Regions from separate parts of the Mus musculus genome. Here all the other regions are linked to region 1. Evidence: chromatin loops called from intact Hi-C (ENCODE). Cell type or tissue: left cerebral cortex. All regions are shown on one strand.

Region 1 (5,000 bases):
CTCATTTACATTTCCAATGCTATACCAACAGTCCCCCATACCCACCCACCCCCACTCCCCTACCCGCCCACTCCCCCTTTTTGGCCCTGGCGTTCCCCTGTACTGGGGCATATAAAGTTTGCATGTCCAATGGGCCTCTCTTTCCAGTGATGGCCGACTAGGCCATCTTTTGATACATATTCAGCTAGAGTCAAGAGCTCCGGGGTACTGGTTAGTTCCTAATGTTCCACCTATAGGGTTGCAGATCCCTTTAGCTCCTTGGCTACTTTCTCTAGCTCCTCCATTGGGAGCCCTGTGATCCATCCATTAGCTGACTGTGAGCATCCACTTCTGTGTTTGCTAGGCCCCGGCATAGTCTCACAAGAGACAGCTACATCTGGGTCCTTTCGATAAAAACTTGCTAGTGTATGCAATGGTGTCAGCGTTTGGATGCTGATTATGGGGTGGATCCCTGGATATGGCAGTCTCTACATGGACCATCCTTTCATCTCAGCTCCAAACTTTGTCTCTGTAACTCCTTCCAAGGGTGTTTTGTTCCCTCTTCTAAGGAGGGGCATAGTGTCCACACTTCAGTCTTCATTTTTCTTGAGTTTCATGTGTTTAGGAAATTGTATCTTATATCTTGGGTATCCTAGGTTTTGGGCTAATATCCACTTATCAGTGAGTACATATTGTGTGAGTTCCTTTGTGAATGTGTTACCTCACTCAGGATGATGCCCTCCAGGTCCATCCATTTGGCTAGGAATTTCATAAATTCATTCTTTTTAATACCTGAGTAGTACTCCATTGTGTAGATGTACCACATTTTCTGTATCCATTCCTCTGTTGAGGGGCATCTGGGTTCTTTCCAGCTTCTGGCTATTATAAATAAGGCTGCTATGAACATAGTGGAGCATGTGTCCTTCTTACCAGTTGGGGCATCTTCTGGATATATGCCCAGGAGAGGTATTGCTGGATCCTCCGGTAGTACTATGTCCAATTTTCTGAGGAACCGCCAGACTGATTTCCAGAGTGGTTGTACAAGCCTGCAATCCCACCAACAATGGAGGAGTGTTCCTCTTTCTCCACATCCACGCCAGCATCTGCTGTCACCTGAATTTTTGATCTTAGCCATTCTGACTGGTGTGAGGTCTTCCTATCTCTTTTCAAGAGACTAAAAATTCTCCAATTCTTCCTCTTCTAATCATCGTCATTACATATTTTCCTGAGTTCAAGGCTCCTTTTATGCCTTAACCACTTTTCTGAAGGCAGCCAAGCGCGCTGCTACAAATGCAGATTTCAAACAGGTGGGAATGGGAAAGAAAATATCCTAGTTTGGGAAAAGCCTGAGACCCAATCAATTTTGACTAAAGGCATTGGATTATCATTTTGTTGATACTTTGGCTGGTCCATGGGCATACAGCTTTGATATGAACATCTCTCAGAAGTGAGCACCCTGGAATTATGGGAGTATCCCATGGCCATTGGTTTTGCTTCCTTTAGACAGCAGTAACTCCAGGTTCCTTTGGTCTTGGCTCAGTATATTCCCTCCATGTGCATGTTGGATCAGTGTGTAGCTTGTGTTCACCTCACAATCTCTTGCTCTTCTTCCCTCCCCCGGGGGACCTCTCCCAAACAGTAGGACTCCTCTGGAAGTATAAAACGTCAAGTATCTAAATAAGAAGGAAAATTTAAACTGGAGAATTTGAGTTCTGTACTATATTTATTTTAGGGGAAAATTGGATCATTGTAGAGACAGATGGAGTTTGCACCTTTTTTTTTTATAACCACAAACAGGAGCTTTTAGAAGTCTAGTGCTAAAATTACATAAGGATAAAAAGCAGGCAAGATGGAGCCTAGGAGGTTATTTTTATGCATTTTAGTTATGTTACAATTTCTGCATAACTTGTCAATCATCTTAGTAGAAAATTTGTGAATTTTGTAAATGGGCCAGATGATGTCTAAATGAGGCCAGAGATAGAAAACATTTGGCCCAGTGCACACACACACAGAATGGAAGGAAAGATGAGCTGGAAGTCCTGAGCTGAAGATGGGGTGTGATGGCTCCATGGAGGACGACATGGGCATCACGAAAATGTCAGTTACTGAACCAGGAGTAGGTACCGTACAACAGATAAAAAGACCAAGAACTAAAATGAGCACCAAAGACATATTTTGAACAGTCATTTTCAAATCTCATCTTATATGAGTCCTATCACTTGGGGACTCATGTTTTTATTTTTAAACTCGTATGACAACTCACTGCATTATTATACCGAAAGTATTTAGAGATCCCCATTCACTTTAAGCAATGATAGTGATGGCATGATTTTCTTGTTAGAGAAACAGGAAGAAAGGAAGGCAGAGGAGCCAGGAAGTGAGTGCTGGGCTCTGAAAGAAACACATTCTTGGGTAAGGGAAAGCCAACCAACAGACACTTGTTTTCATTTGAAGACTTCTCTGATTGGCTACTTTCTACATGCTGTGACCAGACACCTGACAGGGAACAGCTTAAAGGAGGAAAAGCATATTTTGTCAAAGCAACTTTCCGCAGGGAGACAGGAACAAAAGTTTATTTACTTTGGATAGGGCAATGTTGGCAGATCAAAACAAAATAAAACAAAACAAAACAAAAAAAACCCCACCCCAAACAACTACTACTACCATAACTAACCACTACCACCAAAATGATTCCACCCACATCTAGCTTAGGCAACTTATTGGGGTTGTCTAGAGGAGCACAGATGACTCTAACACAGCTATATCACTGAAAACTCCACCTCAGCATGGACTCTAATGCACAAAAGCTACGGGTATGGTGCTCTCAGCACACTGTGCAAACAGCTAGGCTGAGCAGACAGCCTCCCCTTCTTGTGAATCTTGTAGGTTTCAGGCACTTCCTGAGACTTGGGAGTTTTATTTACTTCTTTACCCTTCATAGAATGCTTCGGTAGAAGTAAATAGCTACATGACCTCTAGAGTTCAATGGATGACATCCAAAGTTCAACAGGATACTGCTGTTATTGTTGGAGAAGGAATGGCAGCAGGCGCGTGTGAGGCAGGGAGTCTCACTGAGCCCACAGTTGGGAAGCAGAGAGTAGATAGGAGATGATCTGATCTGCAAAACCTCACAACTTGCTCCCAGAGACCCACTTTCTCCAGTAAAATTTCACCTGGTAAAGGCTTCTTAACCTCCCAAGTGTTCAAACTCTAAGGCTGTGGGGCAAAGGGGTGCATGTGGGAATTACCTATCCATGTACTATCATTAGAGAAATCCATCTCATCACCACATGATCAGGGATGTGGAAGAGAAAGGAGGATGGAAGGGAAAAACTAAGATTTGTATCTGCCTTTTCATTGTTACCCATATGAAAAGAGATTTCTATGTTTAATGAAAGGGGAACATTTGATTTCTGTTTCAACAGCCTTAATCCCAAAGCTGAGACAAAGAAGGGGAGTTTTAACAGCTCTTGTCTTAGTCAGGATTTCTATTCCTGCACAAACATCATGACCAAGAAGCCAGTTGGGGAGGAAAGGGTTTATTTAGCTTACACTTTCCACAGGGCTGTTAATCACCAAAGGAAGTCAGGAACTCAAGCAGGTCAGGAAGCAGGAGCTGATGCAGAGGCCATGGAGGGGTGCTGCTTACTGGCTTGCTCAGCTTGTTTTCTTATAGAACCCAAGACTACCAGCCCAGAGATGGCACCACCCACAATGAACTGGACCTCCCCTCTTGATCACTAATTGAGAAAATGCCTTACAGCTGGATCTCATGGAGGCATTTCCACAAGGGAGGCTCCTTTCTCTGTGATAACTCCAGCTTGTGTCAAGTTGACACACAAAACCAGCCAGTACGGCTTCTTTCTTTCTTTTCTGTGGGTCTAGGAAAGACTGGCCAGTGAAGAACCTAACAGTACCACTTACGGAGCTAGAGAAATTAGGTGTATTTTACTCCAGTGCCTGGGTCAAACCAGAGCTCTGCAAAGTGCAGCCCAAGCTACAATTTCTTAGTTTTTGGTGGCTGGACGACAGTGTCGAATCTATTCCCTGTGTGGCCACTGAAGATGGAACTCACGGAAAGAGGGAATTCCACTGGAGTGCAAGGCATGTTGCAGAAGTGAGGCTGGCAAGGCCAGAGCAGTTTCTGTAATGCCTGTTTTAAGAAATAGCTTTCATAAACATTAGCTCTCCCTGGGTAGGGGGCTGAGAGGCTCCTGCTAAAGCAAGCAAGAATACAGAGGCAGAATCCAGCAGTCTTCTTCATATTAAAGTAAAATTTTAACTCATGTTGTTTTGCATAATCTCTATAGGTAGGAATTATTATTTTTATAAGATAGCAGATTAGCGGTATAAGGCATATATAAAGAGTAATAAATGTATAACATATATTTGTTTTGTACTTCAGCCTAAACACAGAGATATCTGTTTTTCTATCTCAATGAAAGAGGAAAGCCACATCTGGCCTTTCTCACCACAGTTATGGCTTCCTCTCCTATGAATTAATGCTCCAGTCAGGGCAGAGGAGACACAGAGTTCCAACAGTTGAGTGTCAATGGCAGGCTTGTTCTTTCCCCAAAGCCCCTTAATAAAGCTTGTGACTTGTTCCATTTAGGTTAAGTCCCTGTCCCCTGTCCTCCCCCACTGCATAGTCTGGAAGTCAAGAAGAAAAGAGCACAGTAGAATTTAAACATCAGCTTTTACCATGAAACATTTGTGTGCTGGAAAAAGGCAAATACTCGTGAGGAAGGGAGGATGGACTGGGCTCACTGTAGCCGGTTACAATAAATACCGTGAATGGAAAAAACATGGAAAGTTCTAACGGCAGAATATGACTCCACGCTATTGTGGAAATACTGGTGATTGAGAGAAAAAAAATAACAAAATGAGGTGATAATTAGTTAGAATTCTCTGAGTAGAATACATTTTAATCCTTTTAAATCCTTTCCCTTTAACTGATCTTCCAGCTTTCCATGCTCACTGTGAGAGAACGTTCAATTTTATTAGAAACTCCTGAATTCTTG
Region 2 (5,000 bases), 190 kb after region 1:
AAAGGAGGGAAGAGCGGCGAGGCGAGGGGAGAGTGGTGCTACGGGCCAGGCGGGCCACCCCGGGCCACACCCCCACCTTGCGGGCGCCCGGCGGGGCTCGAGCCAGGCGGGGCGCCTCACAAAGACATGCGGAGAGGGGCTGCACAGGGCCGCGGCACAAAGACACCCGGGTGCTCGGCCGCACGGGCTGCAGTGATCACCCCCTCGCTGAGCCCCGGGGCAGAGCCCAGCCGCCGGCCGAGCGCACGGAGCCAAGGGCCGAGCGCACCCAGGGCCCGCGCGGGACCCCAGGCGGCCACGCAATCGGGGTGACCCATCGCGCGCGGGGGCGTCGTCGTCCGATCCCAACTTGGCCTCGGCCTCGCCCTCTGCCCAGCCTGCCACCGCTGGTGTCCTCTCCTTCCGGCGATTTCGTTTCTTCTCACGCTCCCCCCTCTATACCCCTCCCGCCTCCAGCCCCGCTCTCCCCACCTTGTAAAACAAAGCCGGGGAAAATGCCTACCCGTGCAGCTCGGAGCGCGCAGCCCGTCTTGGAATAAGGAGTGAGTACAATGGCGTGTTGGTAAAAACAAAAAAGAAAAAAAAAAGAAAGAAAGAAAAAGAAAAGAGGAAAGAAAGAAAGAAAGAAAGAAGGAAAGAAGGAAAGAAAGAGAAAAGAAAAGAAAACAGAGAGAGAGAGAGAAAGAAAAGAAAAAAGCACCAAGTCTGTGTTAAAACAAACAAACAAACAAACATTTTGAATGCTGCATGCCTCATGCTTGCCAGCGCCTCGCGGGAGAGACCCGGCTATACTGCAGGAGGTGAGACCCTGGGCATCCATCCTGGCCCGCGCACGCTCTCCCGGGAGGGCAACGCAGGTCCCCTAGCTTCTCATCTTCCTCTCCATTCTGTGGGTTGGATGTGATTCGGGCTTGGTGACCTCAACCCCAGCACGCATACATTCCTGGCTCCGTCTTGCGCTTTTCCGCTGGTGCCTGGGGTTTTTGCGTTTGCCTCCCTCGGGTGTTGGTTTGGCGCAGCTTAAGACAGTTTCCAGAGAGGAGGGTCAGCCCTAGAGAGTAGCCCTCAAGCAGGTTGCACGGTGGCCCTGATCACACTTGTTGCCCATTGCATGGGGGACACGCAGTAGTGCTGGGGCAAACAATTAAAAGCTTGTTTCTGCTGCTGTTTTGGGGGTACTGGTGGCTGGCGGGCGGGAGAACCGATTATGGATGAGGACCAGAGACCAGGAGCTTAAAGAGGAGGACCATGGGGGAGGGGAGCGATAGTGATGGTGTGAAGGGTGTGTGGAAAGACCTGCCTCGCCTCTCACCGAACAGTAGAGGCTGGGAATCCAGTATCTAGATTAGATAGGGTTCAGGAAAGGCGCGCGCGCGGGGTGGGGGGGGGGGTGTTTTGTTTTTAAAATATTTATTCTGTATGCCACCAGATTCTATCCATTAAGTCTGCCAATTGTGCATTATCTGTTTCTGCTAATTAAATATAAGGACATAGCTTAAAAGAATTAAACTCCTTCAAGAAATTTATCAGCCCAACACACACACATACTTTGGTCACACACTGTGGTCATACATATACACACACACACTATGGTCTCTCACACACAGAAAGAGAATGGGGAGGGAGGGAGGAGGGAGGGAGGGAGGGAGGGAGGGAGGGAGGGAGGGAGAGAGAGAGAGAGAGAGAAAATAAAAGAATAAAATACATTACCATATCTGCCCTCTCTCCCCCCACCAAGTGCATCATGACAGTATCTTGGAGGAATTTCAGGCTGGGCTGGGTAACATTGGTGGTGGTTTCTAATTCTCTCTATGAAAAAGCTTTCTGAAAATCAGTACCTCTGGGGAGTGGGGGACCTTTGCTTAGAGAGGTGCTGTGGGGCTTCTTTGCTGTGATGGTTTGTTTTTGGGGGGTCTTTTGGTGTTTTGGGGGGCTCAATTTTATTTTATTTTAGTCAGAATCTGAGTCCTCATGAGGCTACAGGTGATGGTGATTTTTAACTGCTGTAAGCACTTCTAACAGCTCTTAAAAATCCAAACAGCCAACATCTGGCTGAGTGCTTATTTCAAGTGTCCTTGCCCTTGTCAATACAGCAAAAGTGCCTTGTTCTCTGTGGCTGTAATCAGAACAGGTGAATTGGCAGAAAGGGAGTCAGTCACGCTGGTAGGTGGTGGGCTGAGCCTCACTTAGGAAGTTGCTGCTGCAGCTGACCCTGGAGTCTCTATGCAGAGCACTGCTGCTGGGCTAGGTGGGGGCTGATTCCTCACGCCTGCTCTGATTTCATCATCTCTAAGTGAGGACTTCCCTCGATCTTGGCTGCTTGAGGAGGTCCCTTCATCTGCCTCCTTTGGACAACTCTCGTCCTGTAGCTCATCAACTAGCTGTTTGGAAAAGTGTCTTTCTGATGGGGAACTGGAGAACCTTAGGAACTCACACTGGCAGCACACAGTGCTAGGCAAGAGGGCAGGCTAGACAGCTGTGTGCAAATTCATGCTCTTTATGAGTGTCTTACCCTTGAGTAATTTCTGGAGCTGCAGGGTGCAGTTCCATGGGGATGTGTAATATGCTTATGGAAAAGCAAATTTTAGATTATGTTTTTATGAAACCTATATTACACACATGGTGGTAATTTGGCGTATTTTTTTTTATATGTAAGTGATGGGCTTTAAATGGATGACTCCTCTAGGTGTTTATCCCCAAGTTCCAACCATCCTGTATAACCCATGATTGTTTGCTGTTGCCTCTCCGATCAAATATTTTGTGATGACTGGCTTATCTCCCCCCTCCACAAGTGGCCATCGAATAGCTTTTGTATTTTCTAAAATGAAAGCCATTAATGATGATTTTGAAGAGCTGGGATAAATAATAGATGGGCTTAGAGTCACCTCACAGTATCTGGGAGCTCTAATGGAGCAATTAGCCTTATGCAGAGCATGGAAGGTCTACTAAGATGTAAGCCAGCCCACCGGCTTGCTTTCTTCTTGCTTTTGCTGGTGAAGTGGGGGGCTTTGCTGTGTCTTGGCTGTGGTGACTCAAGAGTTAGCAGTTCCTTTTGTGTTTCAAGCATATTAGAGATGGCAGAACCGTGTTTCATAATGTGCCCACTTTGGAAGATGGGTGCCAGGTATGAATAGAGTGGTTTGTTCCCACCAGGAAATATGCAGGATATCTTGAGCTGCAGCGACTGCAATCCCTTCTCTGTTAAGAAATTTGAAAACCCAATAAGTAGCAAACATTTTTTACTCTGGTTGTTTACCGTGGAAAGGTCTGATGTACAGAAGCAAGCCATGAGCTGTTCTCAGGAGCAAAGATCTGTACCATCATCAGCCCTTGGGATCTCAGGGCATCTTCATCAACACATATCATGGGCAGAAACAAATCTAGAAATTAATGAGCAGCCCCTCGGGCCTTCTTTTATTTGTTTAGTTTTTGACTTCTTGGTCTCTGTTTTTTTCCATCCACCTGACACTCCAGTGGCAGCAGAGAACAGAAGCCCTGCCCCCTTTCTAGAGCATATATATACACTCACTCTCACACACACACACACACACACACACACACACACACACGCGCGCGCGCGGGTATGGTTCTGCAAGTGACCAGAGAAAGCTGCTGGGTGAAGTTCTTCAGCTCCCACTAGGAAAATCTCCAAGTTCAGCCAGCCCTGGTTGACCCCTCCTTAAAGAAGCAGCTAGCCCCTTGCCTCCAGACTCCTCCGGCCTAACCCAAATTCTCTGTCATTGTCAGTGGCGGCCCCTGACTTGCTGGATCCCAAGTCTGCTGCTCAGAACTCCAAACCGAGGCTCTCATTCTCCTCAAAACCCACCGTGCTTGCTTCCCGGGTGGAGAGTGACTCGGCCATTAATGTTATGAAATGGAAGACAGTCTCCACGATTTTCCTGGTGGTCGTCCTCTACCTGATCATCGGAGCCACGGTGTTCAAGGCATTGGAGCAGCCTCAGGAGATTTCCCAGAGGACCACCATTGTGATCCAGAAGCAGACCTTCATAGCCCAGCATGCCTGCGTCAACTCCACCGAGCTGGACGAACTCATCCAGGTAATGGCCCCAGTGAAATGGGCTCCGTTTGTCCTTAAGGGCAAGAGCAGACTAGGGCACCAGGGTGGACCTCCTTTGCAGAGGTCTTCATCTCCTCCATCGCCTCCCTCCTACCATGCCCCCTCCCATTTCTTTCCCATCTCCCCCTTCCTGGTCTTTTAGACTTCTTTGCTCTTCTTCTTTTCCTTGTCTTAGAACTGACGGGGGCTTACGCTGCTGTAGGCGCTAATGATGGGGAGGCCGTTGCCCATGGAGAAGTAGAGTGCATTGGTCTGAGAAAGCAGCAGGGCCTCTTATCAGAGGCCATGCCCATCGCTACTGCCGCTTAGGAAGACAGAGTTGTAGAGTGACACTCGTGGAATGAACCACCTACATTGTGAACAAATTGTCACCCAATTCCTCCTTAGAGGTTAGCTTCATTGAGTGGTTCTTTCTTCTTTGAATCCAACTAAGATCAGCTTGCTACTCTACAGAAAAACCAAGCTTTTGAAGAGAAAGCACACCCCCAGTTTTAATTTTAAAATAGGTGAACACCACCCTTATGGTAGAAGAGGTTTTAAGTATTAACCCCAAATGATTTAGATCTGAGTTAGCCTTCTTCAATGTGGCCATATTTTGGTTGTAGGTTTCCTTGGCATAAAACAGGAGTCTTAGGTGACAAGAAAAACCTTTAAATTCTCCTACAAGGGGATTTGTTGGTTGTTGAAAAAAAAAAAATTCTTCATGTGTAGACATTCCCTTTCCTAGACAGCTTCCTTTTTCTTTCTTGGTTTAATTCAAATTGGATTGAAAATGATCTGCAAGACATCTGAATATTCTTTTTCCTGCTTTGTGTTTGGGTTTTTTTTAATCATTTGAATGAGTTGGGATAATAGATTTAGAGATTTATTATTGTATTTAATCACTTGTTTTGTAAGACCTTTACTCTAGTTTCATCTTGTG
Region 3 (5,000 bases), 98 kb before region 1:
ACATCGGAGGTTGGATGTTCAACTTGAGATGCCCACACAGGCTCCGACCATATGGAAACAGCAGGTGTGCTTGAGCTTGCGTGTAGTCTGTCTTCAGAGTGCGGCTGCTCTTTCCAGAATTCAAAGCAAGCTCTCCCTGAGAAGTCTGACCGAAAATTACACCTACCAGTCTGTTGTTTTGAAAACCAGAAGCCCAAAGTTGCAACCTAATTCTTCTTCTAGCGCATGAAGTGAAATTAGACGATTTTCTCCTTTGAGTTGGCCATAAACTCTCAAGAAGAGAACATGTGGGTTTGGAAGTGTTTCGCTCTGATTTCCCAAATGCAGAGTGCATCATAGTCAGTGAGGAGATTAAGCCAAAATTAGCCACTTTAAAAAATCACCCACCCACCCCCCCCTTGAGAGAACAGCGTGGTTGCCATGGCAGAGATGGAGAGTCCCCGTCCACCTGTTGCTTCCACTCTCCTTGTCAGAGCAGACGGCTTTTATTCAGATGCTTGGCATCAATTAACTCAGGGAATGTGGACCCCTGGATAATTAACATAAGTCAATTATGGCAGTCTTTCTCTTGCAGTATTTGTTTATAATGACCATCCTGTAAAAACCAACTGGGACTTGCAAATGAGGTGTTTCCAGAGAGAACACCAGGTCTGACTGCGGGACAAGCCTATAAAACTCTCTCTCTCTCTCTCTCTCTCTCTCTCTCTCTGTCTGTATGTGTGTGCACGAGTGTGCATTCACATGTGTGCAGCATTCTTTGAGGTCAGAAGAGGGCATCAGGTCTATGGAGCTAGACCTCTAGGCAGTTGTGATCTCTTTTCCTTCCCCCAGCTCATTCTACCCTAAAACTATTTATAAAACCAATTTCCAAGAGCAAAATCTTTTGCTTCACTCACAGAGTTGCTGATAAAGAGCACAGGCTGTTTTCAGAGATTTCTTAGTCAGCACCTACCATCTCTACCGTCTCTTTGACTTTAGCCTCCTCAGAATAAGAGAACGCCTTGAAAGCCAACACTGCTCGCAGCTCTTTGAAGCCCTCAAGTCTCTCTAAGCAGCTCTGCCTGCTGGGTACAGGGAACGTGCCTACAACTTAATTTTAGGCTATGCATGAACTCAGTTCCTCAGAAGACTCCACAAAGAAAGTGCGTAATTACTGTGCTGCTGAGAGGGCTCAGCATCTAAAGGGGCCAGGCTTGGCCTGAGCTTCATCTCTGGGGCCCACAGGGTGGAAAGAGAGAACCGACTCATAGAAGTTGTCACATGACTTCCATGGGTACATGCCTGTGTCCCCCTCAAATACATGTAATTAAAAAACGTTAAATATTTAGTTTTTAATGCCTCTTAGTTTAAATCTTTAATGTAATTTATCACTCCACCCATTGTGATTTCCCCTAAATACTGTATTGTTTATTATTTATGTTGTCTTTATCACTGTGAGACTGACAAAATGGAGATCCTGAAGGAAAGATGGTTTTCTCTATACCACACACTATCTATCTCATCTAAAAGCTAGATCCTAGTCACCTCCTCAAACATCGAGTGGGCAGCCAGTGTGAGCAATCCCTTGCCTTGCTTCCCACCCCTAGATATGAACACTCATGGCACTGAGGGAATGACATGTTTGGGCCATATCAAGAGAATGAGGTCTCAAGTTCTAGGAAAATGGCTCCTCACTACCCTGCCTTAGCAGAGACAGCATGGAATGAAGTCAGTGGAGGAACTGTGTTGTTGATGGCTGACAACAAGATCACATGTGACGTCCGTGGGTCCGTGGATTACAGAGCCTCTCGGATTCTGTCCACAGGCTTTCTCTGAAGTCCAAGCCCATGCTGACTTAATCTCTGTACTTCAAGGCTTCTCATCTTGCTGCTCTCAAGTGTGCCAATGCGTCCTTTTTTTTTTTTTTTAAGATTTATTATATACACGTGACTACACTGTAGCTGTCCTCAGACACACCAGAAGAGGGCATCAGCTCCCATTTCAGATGATTGTGAACCACCATGTGGTTTCTGGGAATTCAAATCAGGACCTCTGGAAGAACAGTCAGTGCTCTTAACCGCTGAGCCATCTCTCCAGCCCCAGAAATGTGTTGAACAGCTTTTTGTTACTGTGATAAAACACCTGAGGAGATAACTTAGTGGAGAAGGCATGGATTTTGGTTCATGGTCTCAGAAGTTTTAATCTATTGTTTACCGGTGCCAATGCTTTGCGCTTGAGTTTAAGTGACAGCAGGCTGTATGTTGGACACCACTGCTTGCCGCATGGAGGCCAGCCAGCAGGGGGAAAGAGGTCGGAACTCTGCCTCCCTGGCACATGACAGAGGACCTCACTCTCCTCTGCTGGCTTCTTCCTCGTTGTCACAGTGGCCCATCAGTTTATGAAGGATTATTAGATCAGTCCATCAGTGGAGCCAGACTCCTCACAGCCAGCTCTTTCCTGCAGAGCAACCAACTGGCAACAGACTCTTCTTGGTTCGCAAATTCAGAGCCAAGCCCTAGCATGGAACCTGGACTTTAATGTCAAATAAAATTCCGTAGGTATAATCTGTCATAACACATGATCTCTCCCTTTCCATGGACATTCTGCTTGAATTATTAGTATTAATTAATAATTGATAATTGATGTTTACCAAACTTGTCAATGATCAAAGAACCAGATTGAAATCACAGGGCTAATATGTCCAAATAAGACCTTCATATTATTTAAGTAACAGTAAGGGAAGCCCTGCTGTCTTGCTTTGGAAACTGTTAAACAACTGACAGAAAAGCTGAGTTTTAGAGGGAAATTTAACTGAAGTGTTAGAAGGCCACACACTGTTGACAAACAAAGGCCGGGGACGAATTTGCACTGGTCACTGGAAAGACACGGCATTTTAAAAATGATTTTAAAATGCATGTGCGCTTGTGTGCTCACTACTCTCCAAAAACATAAAACATGGTTGAGCCTGGGAGTGTTTAAAGTGGTCAGAGGAGTCTTTAAGTGGCTAGAACCCTTTGTCTCTGTCCATCATGTAGGCCCAAACTACTGGGTTTTTAAAGTCAGTATAATAGTAATAAAAAAATTTAAAATGGGGGGTAATAAAAAATTTTAAAAGGGGAATAAAAAGAATAAGAAAATGGGGGGTTGGAGAGACGGCTCAGTGGTTAAGAGTGCTGACTGCTCTTCTGAAGGTCCTGAGTTCAAATCCCAGCAACCACATGGTGGCTCAAAACCATCTGTAATGAGGTCTGATGTCCTCTTCTGGGGTGTCTGAAGACAGCTACAGTATACTTACATAAAGTAAATAAATAAATCTTTAAAAAAAAAGAATAAGAAAATGCTGATCAAGGATTCACCGTAGCTTTAAGCATTAGTTTCATCTGTAGTGGAGCTATCGGGAATCCACCTTACATGACCTGGCCGTGGATTAAAGGTATTTACCACAGAGCCCTGTGGGAATGGCTGTTTGCCAGGCTTCCCATCATCCTCTGCTCTGCTTATTGCCGTGTTAAAGTCTGAAAAGGATGCACGCTTTGCATTATCTTTGTTCTCTAGCTTCATATCAAACTGCCCACTTTAAGTAGGCGTGCAGTTTATTATGCCTGTGACTGTAGCTTAGGAGGCAGAAGCAAGAAGCAAGAAGACGGACGGCCACAAGTTAAGGCCAGCCTGGTCTGCATAGCAAGTCACATGCTGACCAGGCCGGATTAGAGACCTTACCTCAAAACAAAGCCAGAACAACTCCCACCCCTCCCCACCCCTCTCCCCCCAAAACAACAAAAAACAAAACTAGCAAAATCTTTTCCACTTCAACAGGTTCCTAGGCCATCCAAAAAATAAAAATTAAAATGATTAAGCCAGGGAGTTCTTAAAGGTTTATTTATTTTATTCTCTGTGTATAGTAATTTTTCCTGAATATATGTCTGTGTGCCACATGTGTGCAGTGCCCACAGAGGCCAGAAGAGGGCACCAGATCCCTGGATTTACAGCTGCTTGTGAGCTGCCATGTGTCTTTACTGCTTACAGCAGAGACTTGTAGAGTACTTGTTGTTAATTGATGATAATCAATCTTGACTGAGGTTGGTGATGGGCCTGGGAGACTCAAGACAAACATAACCCTCACTGCTACAAAGGCTTACGGTTCCTTGATGGAGTTTAAATGCACATGTGATCATGAGACACCCCCCCCCCCCAAATGTCAGGGAGGTCAAACACTCCCATGAAATAAAGCCAAGCAGAGGGAGGGCGATTACAAAGGAAGCTGGTCTTTTTCTGTGACCCCCATTTTCCCTTTTCCGAGAGACTCAAGTTTAGTCTCTTGGTGTGAAGGGTACGAACTCTGGAGCTGGCTCCTGTATCAGCAGGGAGACGTCTCAGCTGTCAGGCTGACCCTGGTTCTCTGTTCCTTTCCACCCGGCTCTCTTTCATTTTCCCCGTCTCCTGGCCTGAACCCATGACTCATCGGTTCCTGACCAGGCTAACTTACTTCTTGTTGATCCGGAGCATGGCTTTGACTCTCCACCAAGAAAAACAAACTAACAAAACACCAAGCTTCTCTTGAGTGCAGGATTATCCACTCCCACTTCCATTTTAGGCAAATTAGAGACTGGGTCGCCTGTGATGCTAACGTAGTTGTGTCTCAAATACCAATTTAATCTTTCATTGTACAGGCTGTTTTTTTTTTTTTTTCAATACCACTATACATTTTTAAAAAATCATACATTAATGAGTGTTTGTCAGAGAAAACTTGAGAGACAGGAAACCAGTCTACTAGTGGTTGCTAGGAGACAAGCTCTCACCCTCGTCCTCCAGTTGGCTAGAGGTTCTTTCATCAACCTTGAACCGGAAGTGGCCTTGCGGCCTTTGTTTCATCCCTTGCCATCCTCAGTTACCACGGACTGAACATTTCATCCTCTGCACTCTACTCCATCTGCCCCTCTCCGTGTCCGTTTCCAGTTGGCTTTGGTCTTTCCCCATTCTAATGTGTCTTTCTGTAGCCACTGGCTCTCGCCATCTTGGAT
Region 4 (5,000 bases), 490 kb after region 1:
GTTACTAGGATTAGACAGAACAATCTCACATTGGTCAGATTGAGATAATCTGAGAGTGGCAGTGGGGGCTGGAGTAGTAAGGATTTTCACTTGAAAAAAAAAAAGGTGTATTTTTTTCCCTTTGAAAAGTGAAACAACGGTATAAAAAAAAAAAATCAGGAGGAATAGCCAGGCTGAGCGTGGCAAGGAGCTGACGAGGAGTTGAGTGAGCTCCAGCCTTGAGCTCCAGCCAATGGTGAGAGGAACAGAGAATGAAGATAACCAGAAGGAACCTTTTATGAAGACCAGTCCATAAGCCGGTCAAGGCGGCATCTGAATCATGGTCTTGTGCCAAGACCTGGAGCACAGGAAGCTGTAGTTTACCGGTGTATGAGGAACGAGTGTGTGAGGAACAAAAGGCAAAGGCGGGACTGGAGGCAGGGGAAGGACATATGAGGGAGTCCTTCTCAGCTCAGGGAGGACGATCGACTTCCTCTTACCCGGGACTGTATCCTGTTCCTCTAAAAGCACCTCTGAGGCGCTTTCCTGTCATTTATGGTGTTTTCTCCCCCAGGTTGGAGGAGAAGGAAGTGTTTTGCATGCACGTGTCCATCTCTGGGTAGTAAATGCTACAAATACGCACACCGTGATTCTAAATCTCATCTCCTGTTCTGTGATGAAAGACAGAGGGGGGGGGAAATATTTATGCCTTGCTACTATAGACAGAAACACAGACACTAGCAAGATTTAGAACAGAACCAAAACATCCAAGAGACGAATGAATGAGCATAAAATATTCAAGGCATGCTCCAACTGTATTAGAACATTAACACACACCTCTCAAGCTCTTTACGTATTCTAAGCTATGCACACAAAAAATGTCTGCTATGGTAATCGTTTGTATTCACAGAAATATGGAGGCAATCATAATCGTCTATCAGTAATAGAATAGTTGAAAAATCACCCCGGGGTGTAAAAAGTCTATTTTAATGTCATTTAAATGTCCTCTAAGAGTGAATTTACTTCATAATTTTAAAACACCTTCAGCGAATCAGGTGGAACCCAGGGTCTTTAGCAAACTCTGCACATTTCTACCACCAAGCTATGTCATCAGTCCTAGAAAGTGTTATGTGCTATTTGTATGGAGGACCGTGCCCAGAATCCTAGCATTTGGTAGGTAGAGGCAGGCAGAGTACAAGTTAGAGATCAGCCTGGGCTATATAGCAAAACTATCCCAAGAAATAATGAAAGGGGGAAGGAGCAATAATAATTTTATAAAATGTAGCATATGAAAATTTAAGCTATTTATCTATTTTATGGAAAGGCATTGATAGTATGGAGCCCTTAAATGGTTAAAACCCACAAATTGTCTAGGTCATGGGTGCTTTGGATTTTTTGTTTTGAGACAGGGTCTCTTGTAGATCAGGCTAGCCTTAAATATACAGTCAATGGTATCCTTGACTTTGTATCCCTTGTCTCTACATTCCAAGTGTTAAGGTTATGGGTATGTATAATCATACCAAGATTTAGAATTTCTTTTTTTTTTTTTAACTATGAGGCCTGGGAGTGTAGCTAAATTGGTAAGCTGCTTGCCTAGAACACAATCCAGCATTATAGAAGCCATGTGTGATAGTTTCAAAATATAGCTTATGCATGTATGAAATTCTCTAATAATAAAAACACTATACTTTGAAAAGCCAGTTTTTAAGGGCCCCTTTTCTATAGACTTGCCCTTGAACTGTTTATCAAGTGGTTATTTCTTCCAACAAAGATTGTGGACTGAATCAATGCTGATAAAGTTCTCTATCATGCCAATTCAGCACAGAAACACTAAATGATTGTGGTGATACTTTACTTAAAATATTTTTTAAATGTGGCTGGAAAGATGGTTCAGTGGCTATGAGCACTGGCTGCTCTTGCAGATGACCTGGGTTCAGTTGTCAGCACCAGCGGGGTGACTCACAACCACCTGTAACTCCAGTTTCATGGGCTCCAATGACCTCTTCTGGCCTCTGTAGACACTGCATGTGGTATTTTTTTTTTAAATCATTTCTTTACATTGTTATTCTTAACTGTTTAAAATGGCATATGTATGACATATACACTGGAAGAGTAAGGGATTCTCATAAGCCAGATGAAAGTTTGTCACTTGCTTTTTTTCTCCCTGACTTGGGTAAACTCATCATTCATGCTTTAAACCTGAAGCACCATATGAAGTAAATTCTGTTCTAAGCAGCTAGAAGATGCCAAAAAGATTTCCTTAAGTATTCTTAGAGAGTGGCGTGACAAGTGTGGCCCACGGAGCAGCTGAGTAGAGTGGGCTGTGGCGGTATGTGTCAGCTCAACATGAGCTAGAGTCAGCAGGGAGGAGGGAACCACAGTTCCGATTTTGCCTCTATCAGACTGGCCTGTGGGCAGGTCTTTGGGTATTCTCTTGATGAATGGTAGATGTGTGAGATCCCAGCACACTGTGGGTGGTGCCATCTGAGTAGGTAGGTGTTTCTGGGTTGTGTAAGAAAGGAGACTGAGCAAGGCATGAGGAACAAGCCAGTAATCGGTGTGCCTCCATTGCCTCTGCTTCAGTTCCTGCCTCCAGGTTCCTGTCCTGGCGTCACTTTGTGATGGACTTCACTGTCCACTGAAAGAAACCCTTTGTCCCCCAAGCTGCTTTTGGTCATTCTTTATATCACATCAATAGAAAGTAAAGCAGGACCTGGGCTTTAATAACAAATTTCTTGGCTTGCTAGCATTGTGTCTCATAAATAGTGTGTTCCTATACAGATGAAACGAGTAACAAGAACAAAACGTCCTTAGGATTAGGGATGAGATCTCCACCTTTTATTGTCCTAGAAATAAAAATTGGAGTCAATATTAGAAGCAAAAGCAGGGCTCCCAACATACCACTGCAATAAATAAGGTATTTATATTGTGCCTCAAATCCTCCATACAGCTGAGGACCTTAGCCAAGCACTGCGTGGGAAATGGTTAATAAACTGAGTACATTTTAGATACCATCCATCTTAGTTAGGATTTTACTGCTGTGAAAAGACACTATGACCAAGGCAACTCTTATAAGGACAACATTTAATTGGGGCTGGTTTACAGGTTCAGAGGTTCAGTCCATTATCATCAAGGCAGGAACATGGCAGCATCCAGGCAGGCATGGTGTAGGAAGAGCTGAGAGTTCTACATACATCTTCATCTGAAGGCAGCTAGCAGAATACTGACTTCCAGGCAGCTAGGATGAGGGTCTTAAAGCCCACAGTGATACACCTATTCCAACAGGGCCACAGCTTCTAACAGTGCCACTCCCTGGGGCGAGCATATATAAACCATCACAGCATCAGCCCTTTATTTAGACACAGCATCTGTGCTTGACAATATGGAGACTGTGGGAAGGGAGTACTGTAAACATGAGCCCTTTTGTTCATGTTAAATGTAGAACCATCTCCCGTGTCTTGAGAAATTTCCATCACACGAAACTATATTATTCCTAAATAAGGAAATTAAGAAGACAATAATGTTGCTAATTTAAACGAAGAAAGGAAGGACTAAGACGACCAGCCAGTACAAGCAGCATAACGTTTAGTATCTAACTCAGATATACACATATTAAATAAGTCTGCCCCATGTTGTTCAGTTCTCTTATGTTTCCTTCTGTAACCCTGAGAAGCAAAATATGTGTTCTCCAATCTCCTATGAGAATGGAATGTAGCGTATGATAGTCATGTGACCTTGGGTAGCCAATCAGATGCATAAGTTCAGACTCAGATCAGAAGCAGCAAGACCAATAACACCAGCATCAACATCTGGTTTCCATGGAAACAGTGATGTAGTTGTCACTGCAATGAAAGCTTTATCATGCTGTGTCCAGTAACACAGACGCAGTAACCACTCCCACAGATTCAGAGCACACTGCCCACCTGACTTCCTCATCTTGAACTTCCGAGTCATGGGTCAACATCTCCTCAATGCATTCCCTCTCTGTTTAAATTGTCCGGAGGGACTTTTTTCTTTTTTCCCTTTTGAAACACTGTTTACAAATGAAAAGGGATTTAGGGAAAAATTTTTAAAAAGAATGTAAACATGCAAATGGAATGTATATTCATCCTGCTCCTAGCAGCATGGTGTCCGGAGCACGAAGAGGTGAGCAGCATTGAGCTTGCGGCCCAGCTGGGCCACCCACTGCCCAGTGACCTGCTCCCTTCTGGGAGATCAGCAATGCCTTAGTGTTATTCTCAGAACACTGCTTTGAATTTTAAGTGAGTCGATACTGAGAACAGGGCCCGGTACAGATAAAAAAGCACATGCATGTTTAAACACAAAAACAAAACACCACTTACAATGTCAAGTTATGTTTAGAGGCAAAGCCAGTCACCTGTGATATCACTGCCGTGGCTTTTCCTCCGGGTGTTAGGAAAGGGTCTTGGAGGAACACTCAATGTGAAATAAGTCATCCTGTGACTGACAAGGGCTAGAACAAGCTAATTACCTTCAATACTCACATTCATGCATTCTGCACTGCAGAATCTATTAAGCTGGTGAACTTTGCTAGTGTTCGAAGAGGAATAGGAGATGTTCAAAAGGTCTGTGTATCATAAAACATCCCCCAGCCTATTAGTTAAGGTTCCAGTGTTGATTATTAATAGACCATGTACAAAAAGTGTTCATGGGGTGATCAGGTGACTTGAATGTTGTTATCAGATTAATAGAAGGGAGTTGGGGGGGGGTTGTTTTGGATTGTTTTGTTTTGAGGCAATGCCAACTGCAGGGCAGGTTCCTGATCTTCCCACCTCCACCCCCGCCCTCCAAGAGCTGGGATTACAGATGTGTGCCACCAGGATTACAGATGTGTGCCACCACGCTTAGGCTATGTGGTGCTGGATTTGGAGTCCAGGCCTGTGCACGCCAGGAAAGCACACCCCAGTTGAGCCACTGGGGTGTAGGAATGTTCTCAGTTGAGCCACATTCCTAGCCCTCAAGAAGAGTTTTCTATGGAATCCAATAGAATTTCACACTCT
Region 5 (5,000 bases), 240 kb after region 1:
GTTTCTGCTGGTGGAAGAGAAAAGCTGCCCAGTCTGTGGCAGATCAAGTTAGAACCCAGTCAGAGCATCAACTTGACTTGGTTTGGGGATGAAGAAGCAAACATTTATCATGTAGACCAGAGGGTCGTTTTAAGGGGGTAGCAGGAAATACTGACTGCTAGAGGTGGAGGGGAAAAGGCATTTGAATATAAATTGATATTCGAGGATTTTGTACCTACTAAATAAGAGAAAATATTGATTTTTTAAAAAGTAAAGTGGGAGATGGCAGTGGTGTTAAGTACATCAGGAAGAAGGTAACTAGAAACTTCTCAATGGAATAATTAGCAAGTGGGGACAGTGACACACAGGAGCCATGGGAGCCATAGTGACACATAGGTGCTACTGGAGCCACAGGAGCAACAGGAGCATCGCTTGGGATGTCATGAGAGGGAGACAGCGGTAGACAGAATTAAATGAGGGACTAAGTTGGTCTTGGTGACTAAATGAGGAGAAGGGAGTAAGGACCTTGAAAGCGAAGAGAGTATTTAGACAGTAGACTTGTAATTCATCGAGAGCTAGCGTTGATCCTATTCAGAAAACCAAGTTAAAAAAAATAGCCAAGGTTTTAAATGCTGTGTTATTTTAGGAAGCTTCATTTTAGCACTTTATCCCCCCCCCCCGCCCCCACCGACTTTTATTTCTTTCTTTATTTTGGTTCTTCTTTAACTCTGCTGGCTCAGTTATGTTACCTTCTGGTCATGGCACTGGGGTCAGAAAGACCAATGGCCAATCAGAATGCCAATAAACAAGACAACAAGATGGGTGTTTGCAGTGAATGCTGCAGAGAGCCTGAAGTGTGATCATGGAAACCAGAGGAGGGAGTGGGCGGCTTTTCCAAAGAGGCTGCCACAGGAACTCTGAGGGGGCGACAGCATCTGAAACCTGAGGGATGAAAAGAAGTCAGCTATGTACTGACAAGTGGAAAGACGAGTTCAGTCAGAGGGCACAGCCATGGCACAGCCATGGCACAGATCCTCAGTAACATAGGGTCCTGCATGTTCAAGGAATGCAGATGAGGCACAGAGCAGCCCCTGGAGGTCTGGAAGAAGGGCCCCAAGAGGAAGCTATGGAGACTCACAAATAAGCAGGAGCCAGAGCAGGAAGGATTTAGAGGGTCAGGGTCAGGGTCTCTGTGGAGTGGAACCACTGCAGAATCTCACCAAAAGGGTAGGGGTGGGGCTGAGGCGATAACTCCTGTGGTGAATAAATAAAGTGCTTGCTCTGTTAACAGGAGGTCCTGACTCAAGGTCCTCTTTAGTTTACCGTCCCGGCCATTCCTTTAGGTCTAAGTAGAGAATCTTTCCTTTCAGGGACACCTGTCACCTTTACAAAGAATACTCACTTTCTGCTACCACAGTGCTGAGACTGAGTTCAGCTGTGTGGTTCATATGGCTTGTGTGGTATCTGTGTTTTTCTATATTGGGTTTTCTGTTTGATTGTACTTGGCTTGAAGTGCTAAAGATATTATGATATTGATACCTGGCTTGCTGCAAACCTTTATGCCACCAGTTTGGAATTGCATTTGGCTGATGAGAAACAAAGCATGGGGAAAGAAGGAGGAGGAGAAAAGAAGGAAGTAAAAGGAAGAAGGAGGAAAGAAGGAAAGGAAAAGAAGAAAGAAAGGAAGGAAAGGAAGGAAAAAAGAAACAAAAAGAAAAGAAGGAAGGGAAGAAAGAAGGAAAAGAGAAAGATGGAAGGAAGAAAAAAGGGAGTAAGAAAGGAAGGAAGGTCTGGAGTAATTTTATCAAGCAGTTCTAGATGAGGAGAAGGAAGAGGAGGAGAAGGGGAGGAAGAAGAGGAAAAAGAAGAAGAAGAAAAGAAGGAGGAGAGGGAGAGGGAGGAGAAGAAGGAGGAGGAGGAGGAGGAGGAGGAGGAGGAGGCGGCAAGAAACAATGTGTTTTGGAAACACAGAGAGTGTGTTGTAAACTGTAAGACATTTTCTTTTGCTGGCTTTTGGCTGGAGTGGAAAGAATGGAAAAGTATAAACTGTAACTCCGAATTCCCAATGTTTTGTGTTCCATGTGGTGAGTATAGAAATCTCTCTACCAGTGTGTGGAGTCGAAGGGTCTTGAAGTAGAAGTGTAGAATTAGCCACAAACCCTCCCAAGAAGGTAAAGTGCCTGTATCTTTGAATATTGAGCGCTAAATGACTAATTTAGCACACTCATGTGTCTGTGGCATTTCACCAGCCTCTGAGAGAGCTGCACGCTGGATTTTTTAAGGTCTATTTTAAATGAAAGTTGGGATTCTTTCAGGCAACTTAAAGATGAGTAATTGTGCAAACCAACTTCTAACTTGGACTCATTATATTTTTAAAATAACTTATTAAAGAGGATAATTATTTTAAAAGCTTGGAATACTGGTATTGCTCTTTTGAATGAGGAAGTGCAAATGAAATTGCTTTGGGTCTCTGACTCTATGACTCTTGCCTACACTAAATTAATGAAAGTAAAACTCGTATAAAGATGTTAACGTAAGTTCTTCGTATCCAAAATCTGCATGCAAGCTTATGTATTGCCTGGAGGAGGAGGAGAAGAGTAAGAGTAGAAGGAGGAAGATGAGAAAGAGGAGGAGGAAGAGGAAAAGAAGAGGAAGAGAAGGAGAAAAAGAGGAGGAGGAGGAGACCACCCCCACTCTGCCACCACCTGTCAGAGAAGATGCCCCGCGGATGGGTAGAGTTAGATTTGTGAAGTTATGCTAGAAGTCTGATGGAGCCAGATTCCTGTGAGCGGTGTTGCAGACTCCTAAGTGGATGAGCTCGGTTAGTCATCTGTCTTCTCATTGCGTATGCACCCAAGTCAGGCAAGAGGAGGAGCGCAGAGGAACACGGAGTACCTTGGGCTTCTTGAAAACGGATTTGGAATCCTTTGGTGTTTCCTAAGCATTGGCCTTTTTTTCAGTATTATATCAATATCAAGTTTGCTTGTTATCAGAACAAAAGGATGTTTTCTCTCATTTGTACATCATTTTGTACAGTTTACAATAACACACTTTTAATCTTCTGGGAACCAATGACAACTTCTGTGACCTTGAAATTGTTCCAAATAGGGCCTGGAGAGATGGCTCATCAATTAAAGGCTCTGGCTGCTTTTACAGAGGACCAAGGTTTGGTTCCTTAGATGGTGGCTCACAACCATGTATAACTCAAATTCCAGGGGATCCATTACTTTCTTCTGGCCTCAGTAGGCACCAGCCATGAACACAGTACACATACATACGTGCATGGAAAACACTCATTCATGCTAAATGAAATAAATAAACCATAAAATCCCCCCACCCCAATTAGCAACAATGGCTCTTCATGTCCTGAATAAACACTGCATCTATCTCTTCTAATCCCCCTGCCCTCTTAGCTCTGGCCCACAATACTGTTGGTCCTAGGGTGTAAATTTCATCGAGCATCTGGCAGAACAACACAAAGCCAGTCTCAGCTCTGAATCTGACTAAAGCTGGGCAGGATGCTTAAAAGAACAGCGTTCTTGCAAAAGTCTCATTTAACAAGGAAGGCATAGAGTGACATTTGGACAGGCTTGTCTACTTTCAGCTCACAATTACACTGTACATCCTTGAAGGTTTTTAGTATAGTGAAGTCTTACTCTTAAAGAGTTGGCATTGCTTAGTACTGAAGGCATAGCATGGCGATGACAGAAGAGCTGGTGCTGCTGACACTCATGCATATAAACCATTGTGGATTATGTGCAGCAGCTTCTGCTCATTGCAAGTAGGAAGGAATTCTGGGAAGTTCTTGGTTCTAAACTGTTCAGAGAAATACTACTAGCATGAACAATTAAAAGCTTAACTCATCAGAAATACACGGTACCTACTAGCCTTAAATTCTGGTCACTTCTAACACTCCTTTGGAAAAAAAAAAAAAACAAGTAAGCAAGCAAGCAAACAAAAGCAGTGTCCAGGTTTAGTGGCTGCATCCATCATATCTCTCTGAAGATGCTAACAAGGAAGGCCATTGCTGGACTGTGGATATGGCTCTATGAATAAAAGTGATGCCACTCAGGCCAAGGACCTGCATTTAAGTCTTTTGAACCCACAAAATAGACTTGGTAGCAATAAGCATCTATAATTTTAGTGCTCCTGTGGTTAGAAGGAAGGCAGAGATAGGAATATTCCCAATCTGGTTTGCCTATCAAAAACAAAAAGCAAAACAAACAAACAAGCAAAAAATAAACCCAGAGACCTACATTATCTTAAACAATGTAGAAGACAAAAACTGAGGCCTGACCTGAAATTATCCTTTAACCTATATGCACATACCTCTACACATGTGTGCCTGAATTCATGTGATCCAATGTGTACACCATGAACATTTTATATAATTTACTACTTTATATATTTATATTTTATAATATATTTATAACATACTTAATATTATAAATTTATATATTTATATGCTTATAAATATATAACTTATAAATATATCATATATTAATAAATATATTTTATGATATATTTATAAATATATGATATGTTTATAGAAGAAATCCACTAGTGTATCATGATTTAATTTTTCTGTGTTTAGTAACTAATGCTGGAAATTAATGTGGGAGCAGATACACCTTAACTAGCCGTTATCCAAATAAAAGACACAGAGACTTCTAGAATTATAGTAAGTGTTAAAGCACTGGACCTGGGCAGATATCAACCCTCTGAACTATTTTGTCTGCTTTTATGCCTTGAACCCCAGTATATCACTTTACATATGTTCTGTTTGTGCTACTCCTGCTTCATCAGGCCAGCCCTTGTGGCCACATGCTCATGGTCCCCATTACTCCATGGTAATTCCCTTCTTCCTCCTCTCCTGGCTCTCTCTTGTGGTTCCTACCTGAGGTCCCCAAGCCTGGGAATTTTTTTCCCTGCCTACCTCTCTTCTGCACAGCTACAGGCTGTCAGTAATTTTTATTAATCAATCAGGAAAACTTGGGGGTGGCGGTGAGGGTAAGGTTTCT
Region 6 (5,000 bases), 480 kb after region 1:
AGAGAGAGACAGACAGACAGACAGGAGATCTGGGCCCCGGAGACCACTCAGTTAGAATTTTCCCTACCCCTCAGGCTGTTGAACTTCAGGACAAGCTCCCATCTTCTGGCTGCTTCTTCCCTTTCTTTTTTTTTTTTTTTTCTTCTTCTTCTGACTTAAGCAAATGCTTCCAGCCTCATGCAAGAGGTCTCTATTCATGGTACAGACTCGGTGCACACTGTTAAACCAGACACGTTTCATATCCTTTTAATCCTATTATGTAGTCTGAAGGCTAAAGTTATTACAAAGCTTTATTATTCCCACAGAGAGAAAAAGTCTTATCCTTGAACTTGAAGGTGTACAGGAGAGCCAGGTGAGACTATTAAGCCCCTGTAAGTGCCTCATTATCACTGCTAAGGAAATGAATGGCGTTTTGATGATTCTCTGCTGTTTTCCGGCATGAGGTCTGGGTTTCATATTTATTGACACTTTTATAGTTGACCTTCAAACTGGTTGACAGATTTCCCCAGTAGTGTTTCACAATAAGAAATAAATCATGGTGGCTGACAACAGTGGGCTGTTCATTGTTCCTACTCCATGTGGCCTTTGCTGTGATATTTATTATTCTCCACTAACATAAACCACTAAGAGCAGATTAGTGTACATTAGCCTACGAACTATGTTAGAGATACAATGTATTCAGTATTATTGGAATTAGAGAAAATGGACAAGGAACTAAAGGTGAGAAATTGGTTCTCTAAAATAACCTTAACTAAAATGCCCATGATTCTGTATTGGATGTCTAGAGATCCTGGAAAATGTGGACTAGCATTTACCAGTAAAGACTCTATATGAATTGACTTTGTTAGTTTTAAAAAGACTTGCTCGTTAATTATTTTATTTGCATCTATTTGCTTCTGAGACTTAGTGTACATCACTGGAACACAGGAACAAGCGGAGAGCAGATCCATGGAGCTGCAGTTGCAGGCAGTTGTTAGCCTGGCATGTAGGGGCGGGGAATCAATCAACCCTGAGTCTTGTTTAAGAGCAGTAAGCTCTCCCAGCCACTGAGTCATCTCTCCAGCCCTAGTGTTCTGTTTTCAAGAAAATACAGATATAGGAAACGTGCTGAACTTTCCTTTCTTTCTATCGTTTTCTTTAATAACTGGCTTCCCTAATTTCGTGTTTTTTATGCATAAGCCAGCTCTTCAGACATGGGCACGAACAAGCTGTGTGTGCCTAGGGTTTACATACTTTTGAAGCATATTTTAGGATTTGTAGAACATTGTTAGAAAAATGAGGACGAAAAATCATTTTTAAAACCACCAAAAGGTTCCTGACCTTTCGAGCCAGAGCTTTTCTGTGTGGCCGCTCATGAATTTGAGTTCTTCCCTGGGATTATGATACTTTGTTGGTGAATGTATTCCCATGAAACATAAGACAGTATAAGATGATCTGCACACCGATTGTACAGTGGGTAATGGTATTCGATTCACAAAACGGAGGCTGGTGAGGTGGCTTGATGGTCACTTGACACCAAGTGTGTCTGACCATTGATAGTGGAAAAGAACTGGCGCATTCAGGCTGGTCTCTGACCTCCCAACAGGTGCCACAGCAAAGGCATGTCATGCCACATGCATACACATACACACACACAGAGAAGACATACATAAATTAAAACATTGAAATTGATGAGTTAAAATGCTTGCTAAACACCTAAGCAGGGCCTGGAGAGATGGCTTAGTGGCTATGAGTACTGGTTGCTTTTCCAGAGGACCCCTGTTCTATTCCCAGCACCCACATGATGGCTCACAGCTGTCTGAAAATCCAGTTCCAGGGGATTCGACACCCTCTTCTGGTGTCTGCATGCCTGCACGCATATGACACATAGACGTGTATATATAGGCAAAAATACTTGTACACAGACAATCAATAAGCTTTTTGAATGCTTAACCAAAGCCCTCTGGGTGTTTTGCCAAAAAGAAGCAAAGGACTGAAGAAAGTGTCAGAATGAATATTTTTTTCCAAAATGCAAAAAAGAGTTATGAAAGAGAGACTGCAATCTCATGAATTCTAAAAGTAGCTGGAGTTATTATACATTTCCAGTATGTACTTTGACTAAAAATTTCAGCTTTCTTTATCTCCCCAATGTTAGAGATAATGTATATGAAATTGCTTTTTAAGAAAAAAGAGGAGGAAGAACTATGTGTATCTAAACAGAACTTTCCTGGTTGTAAAAATTTGAAGAGCTTGGCACACAGCACCAAGATGGAGACAACAGTAGAGTTTCCTTCCCTGGGTGCTTTTTAAAGTAGAACAAAGAGCCATCTGGACCCCTTCCCAAGCAGAGGGTATCAGTGGGCACAACTTCTGAGATGCCTGCTCATTTCACTGTGGTACAAACTGTCTAAGCTTGCAGGATTAATCCTGGTGCCCCGCAAGCTGTCTTGCATTTGGACATTTTATTTCTCTTTTCTGAAGCAAGGCAAAACCCAATCTGTGCAGTAAATGATAACTCTGGGCTTTCGTACTGTAGACTTTTTCTCCTTATTTCTTTGCTGCCTAGCCTAAGATGAGTAGCAATGCTTCACCCGAGGGAGCTGTGTTACATCCTGTTCCAAGAACAGATGAATCTTGTTCCCTGTTGTTGATACTCTCTGATTACTGTCCACTTGTGCTTCTTTAGACTGCAACATCAGGATGGATACAGAATTTCTGTACACTCGCCATCGTGGTGGTCAAGTGTGGAGCCTGAAAGCTCATGGGCTCCCTGCCCAGAATGTGTTGAAGCCTAGTGTATTACTTTTGTCAGTGCTATGATAAAGGTGGATTAAGGAGAGAAGAGGGTATTATTTGTGCTGGTTTGAATGTGCTTGGCCCAGGGCATGGCACTATTGGGAGGTGTGGTCTTGTTGGATAGGTGTGGCCTTGTTGGAGGAATTATGTCACTGTGGGGGTGGACTGTGAAGACTTCCTCTTAGCCACATGGGAGCCAGTCTGTGCCTGGCTTCCTTTGGATGAAGATGTAGAACTAGCAGCTCTTTCAACCTCACATCTGCCTTGATACTGCTATGTTCCCACCTTGATGATAACGGACTGAACCTCTGAACCTCTAAGCCTGCCCCAACTAAACGTTGTCCTTTAAAAGAGTTGCCTTGGTTATGGGGTCTGTTCATAGCAGTAAAACCCTAACTAAGACATCACTGTTCAAATGTTGAAGATATGTACAGTTCATTATGGGGAAGAAGCCTGGAGGGAACTGGAGGAAATATTTCATCTATAGTCAAGAAGCAGAAAGAAAGGAATGAGGGTGTTCCACTATCATTCTCTATTTCTTCCAGGACTGGAGGCCATCAGTGGCAATACCACACTTAGAGTGGGTCTTCCTCCCTCAGTTAACCTTATCTAGAAACACCCTCACAGACTCGTCCAAATGTCTCCTACATGAGTCTAGACCTATCAAGCTGAGAGTCAATATTAATCATCACACCTCTCCTTGGAGAATGACTCATGGGTAGGCTCTCACTAGGCTAATCAACACAAGGCAAATTTTTCACTATCGTTTTCAGTTTAGGTGAGGAAATTCAGGAGTAATGAGCTGTGTGACTATGTGCTTGGCCAGTTACCTTGGACCATAATGACTGTGTAATCTACCATCCAAACTTTGGATGGATTCTTTGGAGGATAAAATAAGGAGATGGAAGCCTCATTAATATTAGCTCCAACAACCTGCAGACATAGGCAGACAAGGGAAACCAGGAAATAAACTGTCCTTATCTGAACTTTTGCTCCAGTGAAAAAAACACAAGAAGGACCTCCGGTGGTGACAAGATTGTAGAAACAGATGGTCCTCGGTCTCACTTATTTGCATAAGGGAAGTCATGGGGGTGGGGAGCTGTAGGGATGATAGCACAAAGCATTCAGTGCTCTGCAGAGGACCCAGGTTTCATCCCCAGCACCCACATGGTGGTGAATAACCATAGGTAACTACAGTCTCAGGGAGATAAAGCACGGCCTTCTAGGGCCACATGCAGTGCACTGACATACACAAAGAAATAAAATAATTCAGAAAAATTGTAAAGAAGCTAATGGGAAAGTAAAGACCACAGCCTTCATTGCAAAGGCTCTTTATTCTGACATAATGCGTAGAATCCTTCCCTTTTAATTCAAATAATGGATGCCTTTTCTATAATTAAATTCACTTTTATTTTTATAGTTTCCATTTGCCTGAGTCTACTTGTAAAATTTTGCATAAGTCACTCTAAACACAGCAGCATAAAACGGCAACAGCCATTTGTTCTTGCTTCGATTCCTGGGGATTGACTTGGCACAGCTGAGCAGCTCTCAGCCTGTGACTGTCTAGGAAGTTATAGCGAGATGGAGCTGGCTGTTGGTGTCATCTCATGAGCTTCTGTTCCCATGTAACTGACAGAAAACTCTGCCTGCTAGCCAGGACCTCAACTGCTCTGCCAGGCAATAACATGTGTAGAAGGCCTTTGCATGCAACCTGAGCTTCCTCAGAGTGAAATCTAGGTCTCAAGAGCAAGTGTGGTATGAAAGAGGCAAGAGCAAGCTGTCCCTGCTCTTGGTTGTCACAGAGAGCTTTGTTACAATGGGGGATGACAGTCTCAAAAGGAAGGGGCATAAATACCACCTTCTGACAGGAATCGGAAGGTCACGTAGGACGAGCCTATGGTGAGATGGGAGAAATTGACATGATGCCTCTAGAAAACACGCTGTGTGCACATGAAGTCTAGGAGATACGGAAGAAAATTTAAGAATATTCTAAATGCTTTTTGCAACCTCATCATTCTTTCTAAATAATTTAGAGGAGATTTGGGTGGACTTTTAAAAATTAAACAATAAAGATTTCAAATTCAGTAGACGACTAGTGGCCACCATTCTCAATGAGGTTCATTCAATCTCAACCTGCATTTTATCCTCTATTAACCCCTGCCATTGTCTCTGAAACATCACCCTTGCCATTCATCTTCCATCCCTGCTGTCCATCTGAGACACCA

The links. A loop is a pair of places that touch in the nucleus more often than their neighbours do. Peaks named below come from ENCODE experiments on the same cell type or tissue, not always from the same donor. Only the 100,000 strongest peaks of a DNase experiment are listed, where the experiment ranks them.
Region 2: it touches region 1 in a loop (5-fold over the local background); 2 of 42 quality-filtered maps call a loop at or near these places.
Region 3: a loop joins it to region 1, with 3 times the contacts of the local background. A loop is called at or near these places in 2 of 42 quality-filtered maps.
Region 4: a loop joins it to region 1, with 11 times the contacts of the local background. A loop is called at or near these places in 2 of 42 quality-filtered maps.
Region 5: it touches region 1 in a loop (6-fold over the local background); 2 of 42 quality-filtered maps call a loop at or near these places.
Region 6: a loop joins it to region 1, with 7 times the contacts of the local background. A loop is called at or near these places in 2 of 42 quality-filtered maps.

The regions. Positions count from the first base shown.
Region 1 is chr1:189,529,936-189,534,935 of GRCm38, reverse strand. No RefSeq gene overlaps it. Among named protein-coding and RNA genes, the nearest start is that of Gm46177, 32 kb to the right of the region's middle. In left cerebral cortex, no CTCF peak of the experiment used is centred here; DNase peaks (open chromatin) are centred at 1,715, 1,934 and 2,304; H3K27ac peaks cover 1,047 bases.
Region 2 is chr1:189,338,843-189,343,842 of GRCm38, reverse strand. It overlaps Kcnk2 (potassium channel, subfamily K, member 2), which reads left to right and starts at 490. Exons shown (of 7, transcript NM_001159850.1): 1 at 490-800; 2 at 3,748-4,058. The coding sequence starts at 755. It overlaps A430027H14Rik (RIKEN cDNA A430027H14 gene), which reads right to left and starts at 792. Exons shown (of 3, transcript NR_165462.1): 1 at 503-792. In left cerebral cortex, no CTCF peak of the experiment used is centred here; DNase peaks (open chromatin) are centred at 422, 1,043, 1,202 and 2,289; H3K4me3 peaks cover 2,366 bases; H3K27ac peaks cover 2,095 bases.
Region 3 is chr1:189,627,551-189,632,550 of GRCm38, reverse strand. No RefSeq gene overlaps it. Among named protein-coding and RNA genes, the nearest start is that of Gm30088, 10 kb to the right of the region's middle. In left cerebral cortex, CTCF peaks have their summits at 1,951 (motif pointing right) and 3,944 (motif pointing right); DNase peaks (open chromatin) are centred at 91 and 3,951.
Region 4 is chr1:189,036,893-189,041,892 of GRCm38, reverse strand. Gm36561 (a long non-coding RNA gene) reads right to left here. Exons shown (of 3, transcript XR_373831.3): 3 at 3,049-3,472. Among named protein-coding and RNA genes, the nearest start is that of Gm36561, 4.6 kb to the right of the region's middle. In left cerebral cortex, a CTCF peak has its summit at 1,971 (motif pointing left); a DNase peak (open chromatin) is centred at 2,361; H3K27ac peaks cover 677 bases.
Region 5 is chr1:189,286,959-189,291,958 of GRCm38, reverse strand. The region is part of intron 3 of Kcnk2 (potassium channel, subfamily K, member 2); the gene reads left to right. Among named protein-coding and RNA genes, the nearest start is that of A430027H14Rik, 54 kb to the left of the region's middle. In left cerebral cortex, no CTCF peak of the experiment used is centred here; DNase peaks (open chromatin) are centred at 869, 2,230, 2,817 and 3,506; H3K27ac peaks cover 1,215 bases.
Region 6 is chr1:189,045,872-189,050,871 of GRCm38, reverse strand. No RefSeq gene overlaps it. Among named protein-coding and RNA genes, the nearest start is that of Gm36561, 14 kb to the right of the region's middle. In left cerebral cortex, no CTCF peak of the experiment used is centred here; DNase peaks (open chromatin) are centred at 999, 1,963, 2,310 and 4,313; H3K27ac peaks cover 1,563 bases.